Linked DNA regions of Homo sapiens: regions 2, 3, 4 and 5 are each linked to region 1. A link is a contact called in ENCODE Hi-C or POLR2A ChIA-PET data. All regions are on one chromosome and are shown on one strand. Each heading gives the region's core, a stretch centred on a gene start or an enhancer-like site at or near the end of the contact. The rest is flanking DNA. Distances are from core to core; before and after follow the strand shown. Region 1 holds the start of SLFN5 (schlafen family member 5). Region 2 holds the start of CCL3 (C-C motif chemokine ligand 3). Region 3 holds the start of CCL3L3 (C-C motif chemokine ligand 3 like 3). Region 4 has its middle 16 kb from the start of CCL1. Region 5 holds the start of CCL5 (C-C motif chemokine ligand 5).

The links. Hi-C counts contacts between places; a loop is a spot of excess contacts on that map. ChIA-PET counts read pairs that join two places held with the same protein, here RNA polymerase II (POLR2A). Pooled maps may share reads with other maps.
Region 2: a map of natural killer cell shows a loop between it and region 1 (3-fold over the local background). The contact joins the promoter of CCL3 here to the promoter of SLFN5 in region 1. A Hi-C loop is called at or near these places in 1 of 168 maps with a recorded cell type or tissue (natural killer cell), 1 of 37 single-sample maps with no recorded cell type and 6 of 50 pooled maps.
Region 3: a loop to region 1 is called in a map of natural killer cell, with 6 times the contacts of the local background. The contact joins the promoter of CCL3L3 here to the promoter of SLFN5 in region 1. A Hi-C loop is called at or near these places in 1 of 168 maps with a recorded cell type or tissue (natural killer cell), 5 of 37 single-sample maps with no recorded cell type and 7 of 50 pooled maps. POLR2A ChIA-PET finds 5 or more read pairs at or near these places in 1 of 52 experiments (activated T-cell).
Region 4: a loop to region 1 is called in a map with no recorded cell type, with 10 times the contacts of the local background. The contact joins the enhancer-like site here to the promoter of SLFN5 in region 1. A Hi-C loop is called at or near these places in 2 of 37 single-sample maps with no recorded cell type and 8 of 50 pooled maps. POLR2A ChIA-PET finds 5 or more read pairs at or near these places in 1 of 52 experiments (activated CD4-positive, alpha-beta T cell).
Region 5: a loop to region 1 is called in a map with no recorded cell type, with 9 times the contacts of the local background. The contact joins the promoter of CCL5 here to the promoter of SLFN5 in region 1. A Hi-C loop is called at or near these places in 1 of 168 maps with a recorded cell type or tissue (natural killer cell), 5 of 37 single-sample maps with no recorded cell type and 7 of 50 pooled maps. POLR2A ChIA-PET finds 5 or more read pairs at or near these places in 2 of 52 experiments (H1 and activated CD8-positive, alpha-beta memory T cell).

Annotation. Positions count from the first base shown.
Region 1 is chr17:35,241,622-35,244,321 of GRCh38, reverse strand. It overlaps SLFN5 (schlafen family member 5), which reads right to left and starts at 1,250. Exons shown (of 5, transcript NM_144975.4): 1 at 1,179-1,250. It overlaps LOC105371932, which reads left to right and starts at 171. Exons shown (of 4, transcript XM_047437262.1): 1 at 171-211; 2 at 1,103-1,400; 3 at 1,497-1,696; 4 at 2,352-2,700. The coding sequence starts at 171. RefSeq lists enhancers at 207-835, 809-918, 1,439-1,498.
Region 2 is chr17:36,088,749-36,091,448 of GRCh38, reverse strand. It overlaps CCL3 (C-C motif chemokine ligand 3), which reads left to right and starts at 1,306. Exons shown (of 3, transcript NM_002983.3): 1 at 1,306-1,463; 2 at 2,152-2,266; 3 at 2,687-2,700. The coding sequence starts at 1,391. CCL3-AS1 (CCL3 antisense RNA 1) reads right to left here. Exons shown (of 3, transcript NR_186417.1): 3 at 1,587-1,903.
Region 3 is chr17:36,195,311-36,198,010 of GRCh38, reverse strand. CCL3L3 (C-C motif chemokine ligand 3 like 3) reads left to right here and starts at 1,253. Exons shown (of 3, transcript NM_001001437.4): 1 at 1,253-1,413; 2 at 2,099-2,213; 3 at 2,635-2,700. The coding sequence starts at 1,338. It overlaps LOC128966706 (a long non-coding RNA gene), which reads right to left. Exons shown (of 2, transcript XR_008485584.1): 2 at 1,544-1,881.
Region 4 is chr17:34,377,395-34,380,094 of GRCh38, reverse strand. No RefSeq gene overlaps it. Among named protein-coding and RNA genes, the nearest start is that of CCL1, 16 kb to the right of the region's middle. Within about 2 kb of position 1,299, at least 3 of the 41 ENCODE cell types and tissues checked have a DNase peak (open chromatin) inside an H3K27ac peak, as active enhancers do.
Region 5 is chr17:35,878,990-35,881,689 of GRCh38, reverse strand. It overlaps CCL5 (C-C motif chemokine ligand 5), which reads left to right and starts at 1,330. Exons shown (of 3, transcript NM_002985.3): 1 at 1,330-1,460. The coding sequence starts at 1,385. All of the region lies in intron 1 of LOC105371745 (a long non-coding RNA gene), which reads right to left.

The DNA of each region.
Region 1 (2,700 bases), core at 1-2,500:
GACAAAGGATCCCCTTCTGGTGCAACCGAGCCCCTCAAGATTTCAGCACCCCAACATTTTTAGTGATGAAACCATGAAAATTCCGATGAGGCCCTTGCTTATTTGCATATGTTAACTACCCACTTTTTGCCCAATATTCCTTTTTCTAGCAATATAATTATAAACTGCTGATGCACCGTTTCTTTGTCAAGCAGGAGGATATAGCTTCAGAGTCAAGAAAAAAATTTTGCAGAAGGAATGAATGCCTTTAAGGGCATTGTGACCAGCTGCTGACGCCCAGAAGTCTGGTGGTTCAAGATGTAATCTGAGACGAAGAAAGACTTTTCCCCGAGGTTCCCTGAAATTCCCCCTCCCTTACTTCCTGGTCTCATAAAAACTCCCCACTACTTCTTTTTGTTAGGGTGGATTTGAGAGATCTTGACCTCTTGCCTTCTCGCTTTGGCCAAATGGAATAAATCTTCCTCTGTCTCCAAGCATCTGTGTGTCAGTGTTTGGCATCAACAGCACATCAGGTTCCTGAGCCTGAATTTGGGCTTCGACAACTCGGGCTCCCGGGACACATGCAAGAGGGAAACGGAATCACACCGCAGTCTCAGCCACTGCGGATATGACCAACTAGGGCTCTAGTTAGTCACTGTATGGGGGATACAGGGCTTTGTGGGCTACCCTAGTAGCCTGCCCCTGTTGTTACAGTTTGAAGACTGACGTTCCAAGCCAGGGGCTTATAGGCAAGCCTCTGGAACAAAGCCTCTTGTAATAGACTGGACATTGGCCCTATTTGTCCCCAGGCCACAACCCATTTAACTTCATCCTCGGGAGCCCCGATTTCGTCGTTTTCCCTTAAGTCCTTCGTGCTCCTGAACCGTGGGGAAATGTTGCCAGGTTTGGTTTGCTAAGATGTAGGCTGCGCTGGGTCGGCGCCTCTCCCTCCTCCCCAGCTCGCCCCGCGTTCCGAACCTCCCAGCTCCCGGGTCCTCTGCCACTAGCTGTCGTTGGAGGTGCTCCTGAGTCAACAAACTAAATCTCCCCAGCGGGAAAGACTCTCTCCCGGCAGCGCCCAGACCTGGGGAGCTGCAGTCGCCGCACCTTGTCTTCACCACAGCCCAATAGGAGAACCCGCGCAGACCGGGGGGAGGTTTGGGGAAGGCCTGGGCAAAGAAGCGCGGGGGATTCATTACCCGCTGGGTTCTCCTCGGCAGCGCGTCTCCCTCCGGGAGCAGGCAACGGAGCCTCCCAAGTCCAGAGCAGAGAACCTGACCCGGCGGGATCCCGGGCTTATATCAGCTGAGTTCCGTGACACCTCCCGGGGCGGGACATCGCGCAGGAGACAGACAGAGGTACAGCCCAATCGCATCGTTACGTGGAGCCGGAAGCCCACTCTTGCAACTACAACAGTCTTGGTAAACCTTGGGTGGACTGGGGAGAACTGAGGAGGGGAAGCGCTTTTTTGTTGCTTCTCTGTGTTTTCTATTTTATTTTATTTATTTTATTTTTAGATTTTCAGTTCTTATTTCACCCAGGGAAGGAGACCTGGGTATCCACCCCATGTCCTCCAGAGAACTTCCCTGGCCCCGCTCGGAGTCTTCCTGGGACGCCACAGGCTCGGAGAGCGCTCCGCAGGTTTCTCCCCCGGCGCCTCCAAATCTTTCGATTCCTACTCGAATTACTCCGTCAGCTGCTGGAAGAGGGGCAAGGGGTATGGCGAGACGCGTTGGTACATGGGGCACTGGGGGGAAGGGAAAGCCTCCCTCCTTCTCCTAGTAATTCGAGAATGTTGCGTCCGCCTCCTTTCTTTTGCTGGCGCTAGGGGCTCGGACCAGCACCTGCCAGGCATAGGTGTGGCCACTGGGGCGAAACCTGGCAGGCTCTGGAAACAGCGTTTTACTGACAGGAAAGAGAAACTGTTCTTTGTATTCATCACCCACCGCAGACTTCCTCACGCCCGGGTCTTAGGCGGGGCTGTCAGATTTCAGTGTGTTTCTCTTAATTCTAGTACTAAATTTGTACTGGGCGCTGGCGAAGGGCCTGGCTCCGCCACGCGCGGCCCTCTCGAACTGCCCGTGGGTACGGCGCGCGCTGCTGCCCTGTGTGGCCTGTGCGGGGAACCCGAGGGCCGAAGTGGGCCCCGCCGCAGCACAGGGGGACAAGAGAACCAGGAGCGGGCTGCCTGGGGGCAGATTCGAACCCGTGCTCCCAGCGGATAGAAGTAGCACTTGGGGACTCCTAAAATATTCAGCCCAATCCTGATTCCAGCTGCCCTCTCTAGGCACCTTTCCTCTACCCTTCTTCCAGTTTACAATTCTGGTGAGTAGATGTTTCTCTATCTCTTCTCTTCCAACTCCTGCGCCCAGAGCCAGGAGGACTTCTGGAGCCCGCCCAGCAAGACCCTCTCTCTCCCATCTTCTGCTCAAGGGCTCGAGGTCTCAGTGGACAGAGCTGAAGAAAAGCCGTCTATGGAGCCTGCGCCAGGCGCAGACTGGGTCGTCGCAGTCTGGGTCGTCGCAGTCTGGGCCGGGGCGCTGGAAGTCTTACTCACTTCTCAAGAACCCGCAAGGGATCAGGCCTGACCCTTTGCAAGTGACAGAATCCAAAGCTTTGAGCTCATGGGAAAGTGGCTGGAAAGAAGGTCACTGTAGGGCCGCACAGGTCTCTGGCGAGGCTACCCAAGAACATTTAAATCCCTGCCCAGAGAAGAAGAGG
Region 2 (2,700 bases), core at 57-2,556, 850 kb before region 1:
AAATGGGAAATCAAGACTTCATTTTGGCCAAAACCATTGAACAGAAACTTCAGCATATTTATCAATAATTTCTTTCAGATTAAACAACTGACAACAACCTATTTTTCAACCAGTGATGTTGGAAATGTTTTTTTAAAAATTAGTTTATAAATTTGTGGGCTGACCAAGAAGGTAATAAAGTCTAACTAAGTAAAATGAGAAAAATTCAGAAAAAGAAAAAAATAAGAAAATAAATCACCCAGGGACCTATCACACAAATATAAGAACTATTCATTCTTTAAGGCATGTATTTCCAAGCCTTTGTATTTTTTTCCATGCTTAGGGTTGGCAAGGAATATATATATATTTGTACAAATATATATGTGTATATGTACAAATACATGTATATATAGTACAAATATATATATATATTTGTACAATTCTTCAGACTTTGTAGAATTTGTATAATGTCGTATCTTGCTTTTTTTAACCACTGATGTTATAAGCATATTTATGCCACTTCATTCATTTTAGAGACTTAATAATAAATGATCTAGTGGATAATTTATCATTCCCTGATGGAGAAAAATTTAGCTTTGTTTATTTTAGAGTTATAAACGATGCTGGGTCAGGTATCTTTATGTTTGAAGATGGCTCCATATTTGGGTTGTTTCCACAGAACTCTTTCCTAGAAATGCTTTTTCTAGGTTAATGGCTACAGATATTTCTAGGCACCTGACATATTGACACCCACCTCTAAAGTATTTTTATGATCCACAACTAGCGTTTAACACAGCGCCCTAGTCACTACATGACTAATAAATAGACAAATGACTGAAACATGACCTCATGCTTTCTATTCCTCCAGCTTTCATTCAGTTCTTTGCCTCTGGGAGGAGGAAGGGTTGTGCAGCCCTCCACAGCATCAGCCCATCAACCCTATCCCTGTGGTTATAGCAGCTGAGGAAGCAGAATTGCAGCTCTGTGGGAAGGAATGGGGCTGGAGAGTTCATGCACAGACCAGTTCTTATGAGAAGGGACTGACTAAGAATAGCCTTGGGTTGACATATACCCCTCTTCACACTCACAGGAGAAACCATTTCCCTATGAAACTATAACAAGTCATGAGTTGAGAGCTGAGAGTTAGAGAATAGCTCAAAGATGCTATTCTTGGATATCCTGAGCCCCTGTGGTCACCAGGGACCCTGAGTTGTGCAACTTAGCATGACAGCATCACTACGCTTAAAAATTTCCCTCCTCACCCCCAGATTCCATTTCCCCATCCGCCAGGGCTGCCTATAAAGAGGAGAGCTGGTTTCAGACTTCAGAAGGACACGGGCAGCAGACAGTGGTCAGTCCTTTCTTGGCTCTGCTGACACTCGAGCCCACATTCCGTCACCTGCTCAGAATCATGCAGGTCTCCACTGCTGCCCTTGCTGTCCTCCTCTGCACCATGGCTCTCTGCAACCAGTTCTCTGCATCACGTGAGTCTGAGTTTCGTTGTGGGTATCACCACTCTCTGGCCATGGTTAGACCACATCAATCTTTTCTTGTGGCCTAAAAGCCCCCAAGAGAAAAGAGAACTTCTTAAAGGGCTGCCAAACATCTTGGTCTTTCTCTTTAAGACTTTTATTTTTATCTCTAGAAGGGGTCTTAGCCCCCTAGTCTCCAGGTATGAGAATCTAGGCAGGGGCAGGGGAGTTACAGTCCCTTTTACAGATAGAAAAACAGGGTTCGAAACGAATCAGTTAGCAAGAGGCAGAATCCAGGGCTGCTTACTTCCCAGTGGGGTATGTTGTTCACTCTCCAGCTCACTCTAGGTCTCCCAGGAGCTCTGTCCCTTGGATGTCTTATGAGAGATGTCCAAGGCTTCTCTTGGGTTGGGGTATGACTTCTTGAACCAGACAAAATTCCCTGAAGAGAACTGAGATAAGAGAACAGTCCGTTCAGGTATCTGGATCACACAGAGAAACAGAGAACCCACTATGAAGAGTCAAGGAGAAAGAAGGATACAGACAGAAACAAAGAGACATTTCTCAGCAAAAATGCCCAAATGCCTTCCAGTCACTTGGTCTGAGCAAGCCTGCCTTCCTCAACTGCTCGGGGATCAGAAGCTGCCTGGCCTTTTCTTCTGAGCTGTGACTCGGGCTCATTCTCTTCCTTTCTCCACAGTTGCTGCTGACACGCCGACCGCCTGCTGCTTCAGCTACACCTCCCGGCAGATTCCACAGAATTTCATAGCTGACTACTTTGAGACGAGCAGCCAGTGCTCCAAGCCCGGTGTCATGTAAGTGCCAGTCTTCCTGCTCACCTCTATGGAGGTAGGGAGGGTCAGGGTTGGGGCAGAGACAGGCCAGAAGGCTATCCTGGAAAGGCCCAGCCTTCAGGAGCCTATCGGGGATACAGGACGCAGGGCTCCGAGGTGTGACCTGACTTGGAGCTGGAGTGAGGCATGTGTTACAGAGTCAGGAAGGGCTGCCCCAGCCCAGAGGAAAGGGACAGGAAGAAGGAGGCAGCGGGACACTCTGAGGGCCACCCCTACTGAGTCACTGAGAGAAGCTCTCTAGACAGAGATAGGCAGGGGGCCCCTGAAAGAGGAGCAAGCCCTGAGCTGCCCAGGACAGAGAGCAGAATGGTGGGGCCATGGTGGGCCCAGGATTCCCCTGCTGGATTCCCCAGTGCTTAACTCTTCCTCCCTTCTCCACAGCTTCCTAACCAAGC
Region 3 (2,700 bases), core at 4-2,503, 950 kb before region 1:
TTTTAATTTTTTCCATGCCTAGAGTTGGCATGGCATATATATATCTTTATACAATTCTTCAAATTTTATAGAATTTGTATAATGTTTTATCTTGCTTTTTTTTTAACCACTGATGTTATAAGCATATTTATGCCACTTCATTCACGTTAGAGACTTAATAATAAAGGATCTTGTGGATAATTTATCATTCCCTGATAGAGAAAAATTTAGCTTTGCTTATTTTAGAGTTATAAATGATGCTGGGTCAGGTATCTTTATGTTTGAAGATGGCTCCATATTTGGGTTGTTTCCACAGAACTCTTTCCCAGAAATGCTTTTTCTAGGTTAATGGCTACACATATTTCTAGGCACCTGACATACTGACACCCACCTCTAAAGTATTTTTATGATCCACAACTAGCGTTTAACACAGCGCCCCAGTCACTCCGAGACTAATAAATAGACAAATGACTGAAACGTGACCTCATGCTTTCTATTCCTCCAGCTTTCATTGAGTTCCTTTCCTCTGGGAGGACTGGGGGTTGTCTAGCCCTCCACAGCATCAGCCCATTGACCCTATCCTTGTGGTTATAGCAGCTGAGGAAGCAGAATTACAGCTCTGTGGGAAGGAATGGGGCTGGAGAGTTCATGCATAGACCAATTCTTTTTTTTTTTTTTTTTTGAGATGGAGTTTCACTTTTGTTGCCCAGGCTGGAGTGCAATGGCATGATCTCAGCTCACCACAGCCCCCACCTCCTGGGTTCAAGCGATTCTCCTGCCCTCAGCCTCCCGAGTAGCTGGGATTACAGGCATGTGCCACCACGCCTGACTACTTTTGTATTTTTAGTAGAGATGGAGTTTCTCTTTCTTGGTCAGGTTGGTCTCAAACTCCTGACCTCAGGTGATCTGCAGCCTCGGCCTCCCAAAGTGTTGGGATTACAGGTGTGAGCGACCATGCCTGGCTGCATAGACCAGTTCTTATGAGAAGGGATCAACTAAGAATAGCCTTGGGTTGACACACACCCCTCTTCACACTCACAGGAGAAACCCCATGAAGCTAGAACCAGTCATGAGTTGAGAGCTGAGAGTTAGAGAGTAGCTCAGAGATGCTATTCTTGGATATCCTGAGCCCCTGTGGTCACCAGGGACCCTGAGTTGTGCAACACTCAGCATGACAGCATCACTACACTTAAAAATTTCCCTCCTCACCCCCAGATTCCATTTCCCCATCCGCCAGGGCTGCCTATAAAGAGGAGAGATGGCTTCAGACATCAGAAGGACGCAGGCAGCAAAGAGTAGTCAGTCCCTTCTTGGCTCTGCTGACACTCGAGCCCACATTCCATCACCTGCTCCCAATCATGCAGGTCTCCACTGCTGCCCTTGCCGTCCTCCTCTGCACCATGGCTCTCTGCAACCAGGTCCTCTCTGCACCACGTGAGTCCATGTTGTTGTTGTGGGTATCACCACTCTCTGGCCATGGTTAGACCACATCAGTCTTTTTTTGTGGCCTGAGAGCCCCGAAGAGAAAAGAAGGAAGTTCTTAAAGCGCTGCCAAACACCTTGGTCTTTTTCTTCACAACTTTTATTTTTATCTCTAGAAGGGGTCTTAGCCCTCCTAGTCTCCAGGTATGAGAATCTAGGCAGGGGCAGGGGAGTTACAGTCCCTTGTACAGATAGAAAAACAGGGTTCAAAACGAATCAGTTTGCAAGAGGCAGAATCCAGGGCTGCTTACTTCCCAGTGGGGTCTGTTCTTCACTCTCCAGCTCACCCTAGGTCTCCCAGGAGCCCTGTCCCTTGGATGTCTTATGAGAGATGTCCAGGGCTTCTCTTGGGCTGGGGTATGACTTCTTGAACCGACAAAATTCCATGAAGAGAGCTAAGAGAACAGTCCATTCAGGTATCTGGATCACATAGAGAAACAGAGAACCCACTATGAAGAGTCAAGGGGAAAGAGGAATATAGACAGAAACAAAGAGACATTTCTCTGCAAAACCCCCCAAATGCCTTGCAGTCACTTGGTCTGAGCAAGCCTGCCCTCCTCAACCACTCAGGGATCAGAAGCTGCCTGGCCTTTTCTTCTGAGCTGTGACTCGGGCTTATTCTCTCCTTTCTCCGCAGTTGCTGCTGACACGCCGACCGCCTGCTGCTTCAGCTACACCTCCCGACAGATTCCACAGAATTTCATAGCTGACTACTTTGAGACGAGCAGCCAGTGCTCCAAGCCCAGTGTCATGTAAGTGCCAGTCTTCCTGCTCACCTCTAGGGAGGTAGGGAGTGTCAGGGTGGGGGCAGAAACAGGCCAGAAGGCCATCCTGGAAAGGCCCAGCCTTCAGGAGCCTATCGGGGATACAGGACGCAGGGCACTGAGGTGTGACCTGACTTGGGGCTGGAGTGAGGTGGGTGTTACAGAGTCAGGAAGGGCTGCCCCAGGCCAGAGGAAAGGGACAGGAAGAAGGAGGCAGCAGGACACTCTGAGGGCCCCCTTGCCTGGAGTCACTGAGAGAAGCTCTCTAGACGGAGATAGGCAGGGGGCCCCTGAGAGAGGAGCAGGCCTTGAGCTGCCCAGGACAGAGAGCAGGATGTCAGGGCCATGGTGGGCCCAGGATTCCCCGGCTGGATTCCCCAGTGCTTAACTCTTCCTCCCTTCTCCACAGCTTCCTAACCAAGAGAGGCCGGCAGGTCTGTGCTGACCCCAGTGAGGAGTGGGTCCAGAAATACGT
Region 4 (2,700 bases), core at 50-2,549, 860 kb after region 1:
ACTTGCCTGCAGAACATGAGGCAAGTACAGTCATTCTTTCATTCACAGGAATTTTGTGGTTTTCTGACATGTGTCTCCACTGTAGATATTACTACTACTCTGCAGTTGGAAACTTATCTTTTTCTAACTAATTAACTAAGTAAGGCCTGGAGAAAAATGAATTTACATGTTTCATTAATTACATAAGGGTCCATTTTACAGCCTTAATAGCCAGGCGGAGTAAGTGGACCAAATTATGGAGAATGGGTACATTTTGTAAAAATACTTAAAAGTACCATTGCGGAGAGAGTGACAGTTTCAAAAAGCTTGTTTTTAATGTTGACAAAAATCATGATCAGAATTTGCTTCCATTTACTATAATTCAGGGGTCAAAAACTGAAAAGCTGAAATACCTTCAGAGTCCCAGGAGGAGCTGACTATGACTAGAAAACGCATGGCATCTAAAGGGGACAGGCAGGGTGTTAATTTGCTCCAGGTGATAGGCAGCAAGCAGGAGTTACATTGTGTCATCTACTTTTCTAATTGATCAAGGAAGGCCGGAGATTTTATGAGATTTGATGTTTGAATTTTGAAGATTAAACGCTTTCAATAAAATATGTGCTCCAACAATATATGGTGGGCTGAGGCTTAGACTACTGGTTTGCATCTTCTAATGTAATTGAATTACTTTCGCCCCTTCCTAACTTATTTGAAGTTTGGTTTTAAGCAAATGCATTTGTGGTTTTGATGAACATCATATGGCCAATAACTTTTTAAAAGCATCTGTGAAACAATTCTAACTGGTTTGAATTTGGAAAAAAAAATCAAAAAAGGTGGCTTAATTTCACAGGTTTCTTTAAAGGGCATCTGCCAAGTAGAAGACTGGCAAGAAAAAATTGGTTCCTAAGGAAGAAGTACAGGTAGTAGGTTGCGTAGTTTGAGGACAGGGATTTTATCCACAAGGAGGTAATTATATGACCTGCTGCTACCTTTCTTAGGGCCTTCTGATTATATAGTAACCTGTTTCCTTGCTACTTTGCTTTGGTTCAAGCAGTTTCTTCTGCAGGTTTTCTCATAAATGAAAACACTGCAAGAATACCAAAGACAGCAATGTTTGTGTTAGTGATTTAAAACATCTGCATGGGGCCAACATCGATTACTGAAAGTCAACTAATGAGAATTAGAGACTTCTGAAGTATACCTGTTTGCTTACGGGTCTCACTTTGAGGTGGCTGGAAGGTTTCGAAAGAATAGTTTTTCTTGTTTTTTTTTTTTTCTGTTTCGTTTTTGCTCAAGTTCCTCTTTCTGAGATCTGGAGACTGTCCGCGGTTCCCTGCTCACTGTTGTCCCTGGAGTCTGCCTGAAAGAAAGCATTTTTTAAAACTGTTGAAATATTTTGCAGTTTTCTACACTGTATTTGTAAATATTTATCTTTTGCTAAGTTTCTGTTTCTTTATCTTCTGGACTTAAAATTTGCGGCAGTTCTTAGGGTAGCATTGCATGTTGTAGAAATTGATAATTGCATTGAGTTACTCATTATAGTATGTAACTCTGGGGTGGAGTTTGTTTAATGTGTACAGGGACTAGAAGGTCAATAAAAATGAAAATGGTTGTCTGGATAGTGGAGCTACTACAATTTGTTAAACCTATACATCTTTTCAATAAAAATATTAACATACTTTTTAAGGAGACAACTTAAAAACAAGTTACAAATGGGAGATTATGTTGCAATACACATACCAAAAGGATTAATATAAGAACATATCAAGAGCTCCTTCAAATCTGCAGGAGGCTCTATTCTCATTTAAAAGGGTTTAGAATGTATTTCTTCACACCGTTGACTTTGAGGTTGGCCATGTACCTCCCTTGAGCCAATAGACTGTTAGCAGATATGGGCCAGGCACGGTGGCTCAGGCCTGTAATCCCAGCACTTTGGGAGGCCGAGGCGGGCGGATCATGAGGTCAGGAGATCGAGACCATCCTGGCTAACACGGTGAAAACCTGTCTCTACTAAAAATACAAAAAATTAGCCGGGTGTTGTGGCGGGTGCCTGTAGTCCCAGTTACTCAGGAGGCTGAGGCAGGAGAATGGTGTGAACCCGGGAGGTGGAGCTTGCAGTGAGCTGAGATCGCGCCACTGCACTCCAGCCTGGGTGACACAGTGAGACTGTCTCAGAAAAAAAAAAAAGAATGTTAGCAGATATGACATGCCAGATCCCAGCAGAAGCTTTGAAAGCATTGCAAGTTTCTGATAATCCTCTTTCTCTTGGACCCTCTGCCAGTAGAATGTCCTGTCCTGAGCAAGAGCTGTTCCTTTAGCTGGACCCTGGAATTGGGAAGACTTGTGACAAAGACTGACATGACCCACAGCTTAATGAAGGGCTGCAGTTGGCCCGCAGACTTAAGAGCAAAAAAGAGAAATGTTTCTTGTTATCAGCCACAGATATTTTGGGGTTGCTTGTTGCTGCAGCAAAAGCTGGCCGATACAGAAATTAATACCTAGAAGAGAGAAATTGCTCTAACCAAAGGATAAGATGTACAGATTTGGCTTTGCAGCTGGGTGGCAGACAGCAGAGAAATTATTATAGGGGCTAGAGAAATGGCAACCTATGGAATGCTGTAGTGAAACATTTGGTAAAACTGTCACATATGATAACTCGGAGGGCAGAAAATAAACCTACTGAATTTATAGCTTTGGGAGAAGAGGTTTTGAGACAGAATT
Region 5 (2,700 bases), core at 81-2,580, 640 kb before region 1:
ATAATAATATTATTATTATTATTCAGATGCCAATTTCAGCCTAGCCCGGACCAAATTGTTGCTAATTCTGAACTACTAAAATAGGAATTGATGAAGACTTACTGTATCCAGTTCTTTGGAATGCAGTAAGGACCCTAGCTCTAATCCAGAAGTTCCACATGGGTTCAGTTTTGAGGATACTCCTAACCACGAACCCTTTAATGTTGGGCAGTACTTAATGGACAGAGCACTGAAGTGGGAGTGAGGGCAACTGGGTTCTGATCCCAACTCTGTCATTCATTTGCTGTGTGTTCTTAGCAAGTCACTCCTGCTCACTGGGCCTTGGTTTCCTCTTGTGCAACTGAAGAACATGGAAAAAATGATCCCTAAAGTCCTTTGAAGCTTTCATATTCTGTAACTTTTGTGCCCAAGAAGGCCTTACAGTGAGATGGGATCCCAGTATTTATTGAGTTTCCTCATTCATAAAATGGGGATAATAATAGTAAATGAGTTGACACGCGCTAGGACAGTGGAATAGTGGCTGGCACAGATAAGCCCTCGGTAAATGGTAGCCAATAATGATAGAGTATGCTGTAAGATATCTTTCTCTCCCTCTGCTTCTCAACAAGTCTCTAATCAATTATTCCACTTTATAAACAAGGAAATAGAACTCAAAGACATTAAGCACTTTTCCCAAAGGTCGCTTAGCAAGTAAATGGGAGAGACCCTATGACCAGGATGAAAGCAAGAAATTCCCACAAGAGGACTCATTCCAACTCATATCTTGTGAAAAGGTTCCCAATGCCCAGCTCAGATCAACTGCCTCAATTTACAGTGTGAGTGTGCTCACCTCCTTTGGGGACTGTATATCCAGAGGACCCTCCTCAATAAAACACTTTATAAATAACATCCTTCCATGGATGAGGGAAAGGAGGTAAGATCTGTAATGAATAAGCAGGAACTTTGAAGACTCAGTGACTCAGTGAGTAATAAAGACTCAGTGACTTCTGATCCTGTCCTAACTGCCACTCCTTGTTGTCCCCAAGAAAGCGGCTTCCTGCTCTCTGAGGAGGACCCCTTCCCTGGAAGGTAAAACTAAGGATGTCAGCAGAGAAATTTTTCCACCATTGGTGCTTGGTCAAAGAGGAAACTGATGAGCTCACTCTAGATGAGAGAGCAGTGAGGGAGAGACAGAGACTCGAATTTCCGGAGGCTATTTCAGTTTTCTTTTCCGTTTTGTGCAATTTCACTTATGATACCGGCCAATGCTTGGTTGCTATTTTGGAAACTCCCCTTAGGGGATGCCCCTCAACTGGCCCTATAAAGGGCCAGCCTGAGCTGCAGAGGATTCCTGCAGAGGATCAAGACAGCACGTGGACCTCGCACAGCCTCTCCCACAGGTACCATGAAGGTCTCCGCGGCAGCCCTCGCTGTCATCCTCATTGCTACTGCCCTCTGCGCTCCTGCATCTGCCTCCCCATGTAAGTCCTGGTCTTGACCACCACAGCCCCTGGAGTCAGACTCTGCCTAGAATGCCTACCCCATCCCAATGACTGTCCCACACCTTGCCCTCTTTTCAACTGTAGCATGAATACTGTCTGAACCCCATTATTTACATTCTTATGAATTGTCTTACCCATATGTCCTGTTGTCCTTGAGAGATCTCTATGCTGCTTCATGGCAGGGATCTCCTGATCAGTTTTTCTGTCTTTAAGGTCTACACCCTCAAGGCCTACAGGTGTTCACTGAGTGTGGACTCATGTTGGGGAGATTAGTAGTCATGAGTAGCTCACACTGACTTTGAAACACGTCTGACTCATGCCTGTCAGCAGCAGGGTTTCTAAGAAATTTAACTAAACTAAAACTTCCTGAGACCCTGAGACAGCCATATTCTCTCTCATTTCATAAATGTAAAAAAAATTGGCTTATGAGAGGGTATGTGGCTTTATTAGAGTGAATACATTTAAAAAACAAATAAAAACAAGGAGAGGATAATAAAAGCTAATTAAATGGTTACTATGGATCAGGCATTGTGCTGATTTTGGCACATCTTTTTTTTTTTTTTTTTTTTTTTTGAGATGGAGTCTTCGCTCTGTCGCCCAGGCTGGAGTGCAGCGGCACGATCTCGGCTTACTGCAAGCTCCGTCTCCCGGGTTCATGCCATTCTCCTGCCTCAGCCTCCGGAGTAGCGGGGACTACAGGCACCCGCCACCACACCCTGCTAATGTTTTGTATTTTTTAGTAGAGACGGGGTTTCACCATGTTAGCCAGGATGGTCTCGATCTCTTGACCTCGTGATCCGCCCGCCTCGGCCTCCCAAAGTGCTGGGATTACAGGCGTGAGCCACCGTGCCCAGCCGATTTTTGTACATCTTATTTAATACCCACAACCCTTCTTTGAGTAGCTGTCCTTGATGTACAGATGGGAAAACAGAGAGGTTAAGTAACTTGTCCATGGAGGCACACAGCTAGGAAATGGGGAGACTGGTATTCAAACCTGGTTCCATCTTGCTGGGAAAATAAAAACTACTCCTCTGCTGGGAAGTGGCAACTGATGCTTCCCAACGTCATCTTGAATTAACTGACCAACAAGAAGTTCTCTGTTGAGAGCCCTTCTCACTGAAGCTCAACCAGAGCTCCCAAGATACAATATGCATCTCCAGGCCCTTCTTAGGATCCTGGCTGAGTCATGGAGCCTGAGCTTTGGAAGCCTCCCCACAAC